Regions from separate parts of the Mus musculus genome. Here region 2 is linked to region 1. A link is a loop called in an ENCODE intact Hi-C map of the cell type or tissue named here. Cell type or tissue: left cerebral cortex. All regions are shown on one strand. Links, peaks and the distances in the headings refer to the core of each region. The heading gives the core; the rest is flanking DNA. Region 1 overlaps Hrh1 (histamine receptor H1). Region 2 overlaps Gm38875 (a long non-coding RNA gene).

The links. A loop is a pair of places that touch in the nucleus more often than their neighbours do. Peaks named below come from ENCODE experiments on the same cell type or tissue, not always from the same donor. Only the 100,000 strongest peaks of a DNase experiment are listed, where the experiment ranks them.
Region 2: a loop joins it to region 1, with 2.6 times the contacts of the local background. A loop is called at or near these places in 4 of 42 quality-filtered maps.

The regions. Positions count from the first base shown.
Region 1 is chr6:114,446,380-114,451,754 of GRCm38, forward strand. All of the region lies in intron 1 of Hrh1 (histamine receptor H1), which reads left to right. Among named protein-coding and RNA genes, the nearest start is that of Hrh1, 51 kb to the left of the region's middle. In left cerebral cortex, for the core only: a CTCF peak has its summit at 2,938; DNase peaks (open chromatin) are centred at 2,649 and 4,992; H3K27ac peaks cover 4,541 bases.
Region 2 is chr6:114,364,417-114,369,791 of GRCm38, forward strand. All of the region lies in intron 2 of Gm38875 (a long non-coding RNA gene), which reads right to left. Among named protein-coding and RNA genes, the nearest start is that of Gm38875, 31 kb to the right of the region's middle. In left cerebral cortex, for the core only: no CTCF peak of the experiment used is centred there; DNase peaks (open chromatin) are centred at 2,542, 3,485, 3,936 and 4,215; H3K27ac peaks cover 1,784 bases.

The DNA of each region.
Region 1 (5,375 bases), core at 248-5,247:
CCCTGCCTTGTCCTGTTCAGTGCTCTTTGCTCATCCCCACCTCAGTACTCCCTGCCTTGTCCCCCTAGTGCTCCCTGCCTTGTCCTGTTCAGTGCTCCTTGCTCATCCCCACCTCAGTACTCCCTGCCTTGTTCCCCAGTGCTCCCTACCTTGTGCTGCTCACCCAAATGCTAAAATGTAAAACACCCAGTTCCTAAATACTTGTTATCAGAGGGACTTGAGAGCAATTGATTTGCCTGGGGAGTTTTCACTCTTTTCTTTGTGTGCTTGACAATGAAACTGCTCTGTAGGTTGGAACTGAGTGTGTGTGCATTCCCTAGCATCTGGACGCTGCCCCACAGCTCTCAGACCACCTTGGTCTGTCAGGCCGCTGACAAAGTGCCATCCCAAAGGTGGCTTAGCAGGCATTTGTCACTGTATTGGAGGCTGAAGGTTCATGCTCAGAGCCAATGTGGAAGCCTCTCAAAGTTCTCCCTCCTGCTGCATCCCCACACAGCCAGGGAGAAAACTGGTGAGTTCGTCCTCTTCTTACAAGGACCCTAATCTTGGGATGGGACCACCTAATGACCTTCTCTAAGCCTGATGACTCCCTAAAGATCTTTCCTCCTAATCCTGTCCACACAGAGGGTCAGGCTACAACGTGTGTGTTTAAGGAGTCATAGCACCCAGTCCACAGGACAGGTCCAGGAGCTGGTGGGATGGATCACTGCTTTGAGGGAGGGCTCTCTTGGCTCTCTAGGGGTAGCCAGTGAGCCCTGTTATTTATTGAACATGTAGTGTGTCAGGTTCTGTAGTAAGGAAACACTCTTCAGTGTGGCCCACCCAGCCTTACAGGCCCCTCTCACCATATGTGAGCCTTATTAGCTCCATTTTACAGGAGAGGCAGTGGGCTCAGCTGGAGGGGAAGGGAACTTAGGGACAAACTCTTGCTCCTTGTTCAGTCCTGCTGTCCAGGAAGACTTGGATTTCTGGGAGTTGGGACCTGGGCTTGATCTCCTGAATCCCACTCCAATGCTGATACAAGATGGTCCCACCAAACGTTAGTAGGAAGCAGCTTAGCTCTACCTCTTTCTGGGTGTCTTTATCCATGCTCCTTTCCCCTGTTTCTCTCTGTCTTCCATTCTCTCTCCCTTTCAGATTTATTTTTTATTACTTCTAGTTCTGCGAAGGTGTAGGTGTATGTCTGCATGAAGACATATGCGTGTAAAAGCGGGTGCCTATGGAGGCCAGAGACTTCAGATTCCCTGGAGTTGGAGTTACAGATGGTTGTGCACATCCTGAAATGGGCCGTGGGAACCACACTCAGGTGCTCTGGAAGAACAGCAAGTGCTCTTGACTGCTGAGCCATCTCTCTTGTCCCCACTTTCTTCCTAAAGACTTAAAGTGTATGCGTTTTACCTGCTTGTATGTACCATGTGCGCCTGGTGGCCACAGAGGCCAGAATAGAGTAGTGGACCCCCTGGTATTAGAGTTACAGATGGTTGTGAGCTGCCATGTGGGTGCTGGGAACCGAACTCAGGTCCTCTACAGAAAAACAGCCATCGTTCTTAGCGTTGAGCCATTTCGCCAGCCCCCTTCTCCTTGTCTCTTAAATGGGGCTAATCTCTACCTTGTCATGCTGCCTTCAGGACAAAATGAGAGACTGTTGCTTGTACATAGTAAGCAATACGTTAAAGCACCTGCCATTATCCTCAGCCCATCTATTTAGAGGCGAAGGCCTGGATCTAGTGAACAGGGTACCATGGAGACAGATGTGGCTTTGCCCTCGAAAAGCCCACGACTTAGCCTCTCAGTCAGTCAACATTAGCTGAGCGCCTGTTCAGTGTGATGTGTCTGAGCAGCCCATCAGAAGCTAGAATGTAAACCAGAATCCCGTGGAATACCAAATACCCCTCACCTCTCACTCCTGGGGCCCGGACAACCTGAGGAACACATCTGTAACAAACACAGCTACGCAGAGTTAGCTGGACGGTAAGCAGTTGTCTAGCGTGTGTGACCCCTGAGTTCCATCCTCAACCCTGGAAGAAATGGGAAAAGTAGCAGGATGTGGAGCTGGCCTGATCATAACGTGTTTGCCGAACAAGCATGAGGACCTGAGTTCAATCCCCAGTACCTACATAAACATTGAGTGTAAGCCCAGCGTTGGGGAGGAAGGGGGACGACGGGGATGCCAGGCTTACTGGCCAGCCAGTTTAGCCTCCAGCTTAGCAACCTCCAGGTTCTTCCAGAGACCCTCTCTCAAAAAATGAGTTGGAGAAAAACTGAGGAAGACTGGTGCCCTCCCTCACTCTGAGCTCTCACTGGCCTCCCGACTCTGATGCCCACATCAGCAGGTTCTCACACACTACAGGCTTTGAGAAGGGCTGGGTCAAGTGGACAGCCAATCAGAACATGTGCAGTGGAATCCATCCTGGGGAGGAATGGCAGGGTATGCTTGCATCCGGCCATCAAATGGCACATCACTGTGAGCCTGGTGCCAGCCACAGACCCACAGTTATATATTTTTTTGCCTCAGAGAGATTTGCAGCAGGAATCTCAGATGCCAGTTTCTCCCCGCTGTGAGGTGGTTGTCTGCAGGGCTCTGCCTTCCTTCAAATGGGGAGGAAAAAGAAAAGGCGTTCTATCTGTTCTGAGGCAAATGTGTCACTTCAAATGGATTCTTTCCCAGCTTGGACGCAGTTCTCATCCCTAGCTGGTGAGTCACCGCAAATGTTGCCTTTTCTTGCCGCCTCTGGTTAGCAGAGAGCAGATTTCACAGCACATGGCTCAGGGAAGGCCCCGAGAGGATGATTCTCTGAAGGCCACCGTAGGACTCCACCTAGCCCCGTGGGGAGGGCCATGGCCCTGTGGCTGAGTGGAGGGTCTTTTCACTGTAGTGGCTTCCTGTTCTTGCTTCCTCCGACCCAGCCTCTGTGGTGTTGTTTTCAGACTGCCTGAATAGATGACAGCCTGCTGGTTTTAATGGGAATAGGCCCCATATTCCTTATGATGTTCTCAAATACAACCAGTCAGTCAGTCAGTCAGTCAGTCAGTCAGTCAGTCAGTCACAGAACATAGCCACCAAGAGTGTGGGCACTGGAAATCATCCTCCAGGGCTCCTTCCCTTGACCGGATCAAAACCAAAGTTCTTACCTTGTCTCCACTCCACTCACTGTCAGCTCTGGCCACACCTAATTCTTTGCTGTTCATCTTACATGCCAGGGCATGTCCACCCCAGGGCCTTTGCACTGACCGTGTCTTCTTTCTGGAATGTTCTTTTCCAAAGGTATTAGTATCATAGATTCCCTCATTTTTTGTGTCCCTGCTTGGATGCCACCATCTCACCTCAGCCACTTCAGTCCATCAGTATCCCTTAGCATTTTCACTACCTAGCACATTATTTATTTACTGGGGTTTTTCTTTGTGGCCCATGTCTCCCCACTAGAATAAAAGCATTTATAAGTAGGACTTCTCTTATGTTCCCACATGTTTAATATACTGTAGGACCATAATAAGGGTTACTTGACTGGCTGGCTGGCTGGCTGGCTGGCTGGCTGGCTGGCTAGCTTGGTTTTTTTTTACTAGCTGTGTGACTAGCTCTGTGTGATTAGCATCTCTGATCCTTAGTCTGTACATTCATAAAATGACCTTGCATGGTGAGAAAGGTCTGCTAGGTTAGCGAGATCTGCATGGTTAGAGGTTTGCATGGTTAGAGAGGTTTGCACGCTAGACAAGATAAGTTTATCTACCTCTAGTCTTTTTGTATAGCTGTCACAAATTGCCACAGAGTGGGTAATTTATAACAAACAGAAATTTATTTCTCACAGTGTGGAGCTAGTAAGCCCAGGATTAAGGTTTGACAAGTTCTTATCTGGCGAGGGCCCCTTCCTCAGATGACACTGAATGCCCTCCCTCATGTGGCACAAGAGATGAAAGAGTCAAGACTTTCTGGAGCCTTGATTGTAAAGATTGATCCTGTCTGGGAAGTAGCTGGCATGGCCTCTGCCTCCCAAAGGTGCCATATCTTCTTACCATTATCAGCATTTATTGATATTGGCATTGAGACTCCAACCCAGGGCCTCAAAGCCACCAGGTATGTGCTCTGCCTCTGAGCCACACCCTAGTATAGATCCACTTCTGATTGCTATTGCCTTGGGAGTTTAAGTTTCAGCCAAGCTGCCTGGAGGAACACAGACATTCAAACCATAGCTGCACACACATCCTAGTCATTGGTCTATATGACACTCAGTATGTTCAGTCCCAGTAAATGCCATTAGACTGTTACCAAGACCAGCAATGCTAAAGAAGATGAAAGAGGCTCCCAAAGGACTGTCATGTTCAGAGATGGCAGAGGTCTGCCCATGTGGCTCAAATGCAAAGACTTCTCTGGGCAGGTGTGATGAGCTGGGCCCCTGAGCATATGGGATGGTGGCATAGGGGGTGGCACTGTGTGAACCAGAAGACTTCGAAGGGGGAGTCCTGTGGGGCTGGGCTGAAATACTTCCAGAAGGAAGTATTCAGCATGAGGAGCAGGGAGAGCAGAACAAACATGAAGGGAGGCATGCTTTTCCTTTGTGGGAGAGGAGATGCCCCTGGTGCATTCTGGGAAGCATGATCAACAGAACTTAAAGGGGGCAGAGTGATTCTGAGCCTGCTCAGAGGAGAGGGCTATGCAGCCAGAAGGCAGGTGCCTGAGCATAGCTCTGCTCACTGTCACAGCCCCACTGGAGGGTGGTAGAAAAGATTACAAGCTTGTTATTCTAATACCAGGGTCACCTGAAAGTATCACATCCAGAAGAAACCAGTCGGTGGTGGCAATATTTCCCAGCACCAGGTATGGCACTGTTTAATAAACTTGGGGGGCCAGTCCTTCATGAGGGATGAAGAATGAAGGCTCCCTCTGCATTTACCACCCACCCCTTCACTCATCTATGCCCACAACCAGAACAGAGTGCCTTACTGTGTCCAAGTCAGTGCGTTCAGTGGGCAGCACAGGCTTATCACTCTGCCTCCGTGTCTCTGTCTCATTTTCTACTCAGAGGGAAAAATTCTGTAACTGAAGAGAAGTGGAAGATGCAGTTCCTGGTAGGTTTCGGTTGTGTTTCAGCTCCAGTCGGTTTGTCAAGTCACTCACAGTAGGTTTCTGGGCCCACAATCCAGATTCTCAAGGAAGGAATCTGACGGTAGGTTAGAGATGGGTTAGAGATGAGTTAGAGATGGCTGCTTTGTCATTAGGAGGCAGGACAGGGAGATGGTGTTCTTGCACCCTCCCCTGCAGCAGTGAGCTGGCCCCTCTGGCCAGGGAATATAGCAGAGCAGAATTTTCTAACTCCACACAGTTGGCATGCGATGAAGTTAATAACTCACTGTAGAGAGCTGTGAAAACTGAGAGCAGT
Region 2 (5,375 bases), core at 64-5,063, 82 kb before region 1:
CCTTTGAAGGGTAGTGACTCGGACAGGAAACAGAAGCCTGCAGGACAAGGCACCCAGAACTGAAGAAAACCCCCAAGTCCAGGCAGACAGGATGAGTGGCCTGGTACCATGGTGAATCCATGCAAGCTGCCCCTTAGGGGCGTCAGGTCTCTTTCAGGAGACAGGAAGGGGTCTGCTTATAGGAAATGTCTACCACATACTGCAAGACACAAAATGTGATAAAGCTCTTACTTCTCCCCTTACCCATTCTGAACAGAGGTGTTAGGGTAAGCGTGTTTTAAGGAAGAGGAAGCTAGCAGCCAGAGATGGATAACAACTTGAGCAGGATCCCACAGCTAGCAGATGACAGAGCTGGAGTCAAAGCGAGGTCCATCTGATTCTAGTTAGATTTCTATCGCGTGGTAAGCACCATGACCAAAAGGAACATGAGAAAAGGAGTTTATTTAATCTTTTGTGGTCTGTCATGAAGGGAAGCCAAGGCAGGAACCGAAACAGATGAGAATGAGGAAGAATGCTGTTTATTGGCTTGCTCAGCCTTCTTTCATATATAACCCAAGACCACCTGCCCAGGGGCATCATGGCACAATATGGGCTGGGCTCACCCACATCAGTCAATAATCAAGAAATGGGGGAGATAGTGTAACTATTAATAGCACCGGCTGCTCTTGCAGAGAGCCTGGATTTGGGTCCCAGCAGCTCACACAGCAGCTCACAGCTGTCCAAGGGATCTTCTGGCCTCCACAGACACTACACATACATGGTATACATACAAAAATGCAGCTAAACACTTATACAAATAAATAAAAGTAAGCCTTTATTAAAAACAAGAAAAAAAAAGAAAAGAAAAGGAAAGTGCCTGCCAGCTTTGCCATTTGACCATCCGTTGGAGGCAGTTTCTTAGATGACCTTCGCTTGTGTCAAGTTGACAAAAAAACTAACCAGCCCAGAAGTCTACTGTCTTTCCTTCCATGAGGATGGGAACGATCCAGGCACAGGACCAGCTCGATGTTTCTAGAAAGCGCTCTCAGAGGAGCTCTGGGTTGAGCAGATCCTGGCATATCCAGGGTCAGCATTCATACTTCTAAGTGTACATGACAAAAAAACAGAGAAGGACAGAGTGGGAATATGAGACTGGTGGACCCATGAGACACAAAGCTGACTCAGGGTCAGTGTGTGGAAACATCTGGAAGCAGATGTTATGGGAAATTGGCAGGAGCAGGCAGCAGGTTTCCAGGGTCTAAGAGCCTAAAGGGCCCTTTTCACTACTCCCTCCCCTCTCCAGGCAAGCCCAGCTTTCTCATGCAGGCACCAGGGCACGGCCCTTGCCAGCTTCTGGCTGTTGAGAACTTCAGCCATAGCTTATGGCCGGTGATTCCACTCTACAATAGTTGGGTGTACTTTCCTTTGGGATGGGGTGCTTTTCCTTATGCAGCCAAAACACAGGTAACACTTCCTCATGACCTGCTCCATGTCACAAAAGCTCTGGTAGGGGGTCTTTTCCACTCAGAGTAAGTTAGGCACCCACACTTCAACTACCTGTTCATTGGCTGCTAAGAATTCACAACTGCCCAGACTCCTTATTTCTGGAGAGTTGTTCAGAACAGAAACCCCCAGACTCTAGGGCTAATGGCTGAGATGGGAGTATGGAACTCTGGCCCATCTCAGCTGAAGCAGGAGCACCTCCGTGTTGCATAAGCAATTCTACAGCCCCTAAGAGATCACACCAAGGCCAGATTTACACCCAGATGACTCCCTGTTTTGCTCAGACCCTCCCTAGCCTGCCAGTTCACCTCGCCTTCCATAAGGGGCATGACCTGATGTCCCCAAACAACCCCCACGTCATTTTACAGAAGAGTTAACTGAGCTTACATTGAATGTCTTTGGTTTGGTCTGTTCCCAAAATTCAGATCTTTGTGTCCTTTCATCCTGCCTCCACTGGCCTGGCTGTAGCCTCAGCTCCCCTTGGCTCTACCCCCCCACGGTGAGTCATTGTCCTTGCTAGGACTTTATGTCATGGTCGGAAATCCTGGAGTGGCCACAGGCAGACATGGCTGACACTTTAAATGAGATTTCCCAGAAGCCTTACTTGGTCTGCCTAGGAGGCACACGGGGGGCAATAAACACAAACAAAGGCAGAGCCAGAGTCCTATGCCCACCCCACCTGCTCATCATCTGGCCCCCTGAAATGAATAGATTGCTTTGTTTTAGGTATATGAGTGTTCTACCTGCATAATCTATGTGCCCAGATATACATGTGCATGTTTGGTACTTTTGGAAGTTAGAAGAAGATATCAGATCCTCTGCAACCGGAGTTACAGGAGTTGTGAGCCACCATATGGTGCTGGGATCTGAATTGGGGGATTCTCTGCAAGAGCAGCCAGTGCTTTTAACCAGCAAGCCTTCTCTCTAGCCCCCAGGCCATAGACTCTCTAGCCCTGAATGCATGGCTCTTCTCTGCACACATGCACCCTCTAGTCTCTCATCCGTCTCTCATAAATGAAAGCAAATCTTACAAGTGACCTGCAGGGGTCCTGGGTGTGCAAATGTTGATCTTTGACAGAGGTTATCAACACCGTTCTGGGAACATGGGATGTTTCTGTCACCCTGTGATGCGTCTCTGTGCCTTTCCAGATAAGTCCCTTAGGCTGTCACTGTTCTGATGTCTATCACCATGAATTAGATGTACTTGTCCTTCTGCATGCAAATAGATTCACACACACTGGGTCTACACAGTCTGGCTTTTATTGGAGTGCTACCTCATTGTACAGCTCTATCTACCACAGTGTGCCCATCCATTCTTGGTTGATGGACACCTGTGTTGTTGCTCTCTTTGTTATAAGGTTGACATGAGCTCATTTCTTCTCTTCACTTTCCCTTCCTTCCTTCCTTCCTTCCTTCCTTCCTTCCTTCCTTCCTTCCTTCCTTCCTTCCTTCCTTCCTTCCTTCCTTCTTTTCTCTTTTAGCAGTTTCTTCCTATGTTACTCTGGCTGGCCTGGAACTCCCCCAGATCTCAGCCAGTCATGTAGCATCACCATGCATTCAGCCAGTCTCTAATTTTTTTATTTTTTGCTAACCACTTTTCCACTTGAAAATATTGTAATATTCTAAAAACCATCTTTCTCTTAAAAGTGAATGATTGGGAGTTAGAGAGATGATGCCGAGGCTAAGAGTTCACTGCCCTTCTAGAAGACTGAGTTCTGTCTCCAGCACCCACGTCAGGCAGCCCACAAGCTCCTTTAAGACCAGCTTCACTGATGGCCTCTTCTGACCTCCTTGGGCACTGGAACACACACACACACACACACACACACACACACACACACACACACACTTTAAAACCAGGACTGAGTGGAAATTAACTCCTGTGCACTTCTGACGTGACAGCGAAGCGCCATAGCAGGAGTCTGTTGCTGAGCCAACACCTCCAGCCAGCAGCTGCCGACTATAAGAGGATGCATCCTCTCCAGGAGTTCTGTGGCCATGGAGACGGCAGTCACGATGCATTCCATGTGGTAGCATTTCAGCTTAAATTTCCCCTGGATTTCACACTGTCCATGTGTGTCTTTCTCACCATAGATGGGATATGTTCATAACAGGAAATCACATAAATAAAAAAAGTTTGATCAGCCATATTCTCTTGAGATAGCATCATTCTTGCACCCAGCACCCATAGCCTGCTAGCCCTAATTAAAATTACACTAAAGCTTTTAATTTTGATAAAAGTCCAATGTATTAATTTTTCTCTTGTTGATTATGTTTTTGGTATCATATCTAAGAGGCAAATAGTTCGTGGTCTAATTTGTAAACAGTCCATGATCCACTTTGACCCGTTTGAGGGACAATGATTGGATGGCTTATGAAGCCAGTCTTCCCAGCTCCATTGGGTGAAAAGACTCTTTCTGGTTGAATGTCTTGGCACCGTCAGTTGGTCACAATGGAGGGCGTCTCCCTTCTCTTTCCCTGGTTTACGTGCTGTGCCTGTGCATCTCTCCTGTCTTTGGCACAGAAACTTTTGAATGTGAGAATTGTGACTCACTTCTTTTTTTTTTTTTTTTTTTTTTTTCTATTCCGGGTCTCTTGCATTTCCATATGAATTTTAGAATCAGTTTGTCAATTCTTTCAAAAAAAAAAAAGGGAGACAACTCTAAGTCTGGTAAGAGGGGTATTGATGAGTAGTAGATTTTTGGCAGCACAGACGTCTTAACAAAACCAAGTCTTCCAGTGCAGGCATCTTTCCCTGTGTGGAGCATTTTTGATTGCTTTCAAGGAGGCTTCCCTTCATAGTTTCTAATGTGAAAATCTTCTCAAAACAGCTTAGTGTTCCCTTTATTTATTGGGCATAGGGGACACAGACCATGGTATGGTGTGTGTGTGTGTGTGTGTGTGTGTGTGTGTGTGTGTGTAGGTCAGAGGACAACTTGAGGAAGTTGGTCCTCACCTGATACCATGTGGGTTCCAGGGATAGAACTCAGGTTGCCACATTTGGTGAGGAACACCTTTGCTTATGTCAGGTCCCAAAGAAACTCAGGACAAATGGCTCAGGTGGTGCACACTGGCCCAGGGTTACTCAATATCTGTGTCTCTTCTGCTCTGCTCTTCCTATCCTGCCTCCCACCCTAAACCTCTCCAGCCCAGGGCTTTGCTTCTCTCCCCAGCTACTGATTCGCACATAACCCATCCATTTTTCCCGTGTACTCTCTCCCCTCTCTTCTGCTCACTCTTCCCTTCTTCCCTTGCTCCCTGGACCTCCCCTCTCATGGCCTAATCTGTTCTGCTGGCCATGTTCAATCTGCTACTCTCTCTTTCTCTGCTCTGGACCCTTCCAGATGCCTCTAGTTAATGTCTCTCTCATATTGACAATGAAACCTCTCCTCTATCACACCTTGCAGTGGTCATATCCTCGTTTTATCCAACCTGCTGAGCCAAGCCCACAGCGTTCATGTGGTTTGTCTCTGTTCATTCGAGGTATTCTGAGCCTTTCACTACAAGTGAAATCATGCTATCATTTCATTGGTGGGGTTCTCATTGCTAGTGTACATAAGTAGCATTGGCTTCTATACATTGACCTGCTTTATGACCTGCCTGGACCCATTCATTACCTCCACTCTCTCTTTAATGCATTAGTTCAGATTTTCCATCTGCAAGGCCATGCACGCTTACAAACAGTGATGGTTTTCTTTCTTTCCAGTCTGGATGCATAATATCTTATTTTCTTGACCTTTAGGGGCCACTCTCCATATTAGCCACAGCAGATGCTTACTGTTGATCAAGGTAGACGGACTCCCTACCCTTCTGGAGTTGTGTGGCCTCCACTATCCACAGTCTCTCAGAAATACCCCAATTCCCTTCATTTCTTTTTAGTCCAGAAACTTCCA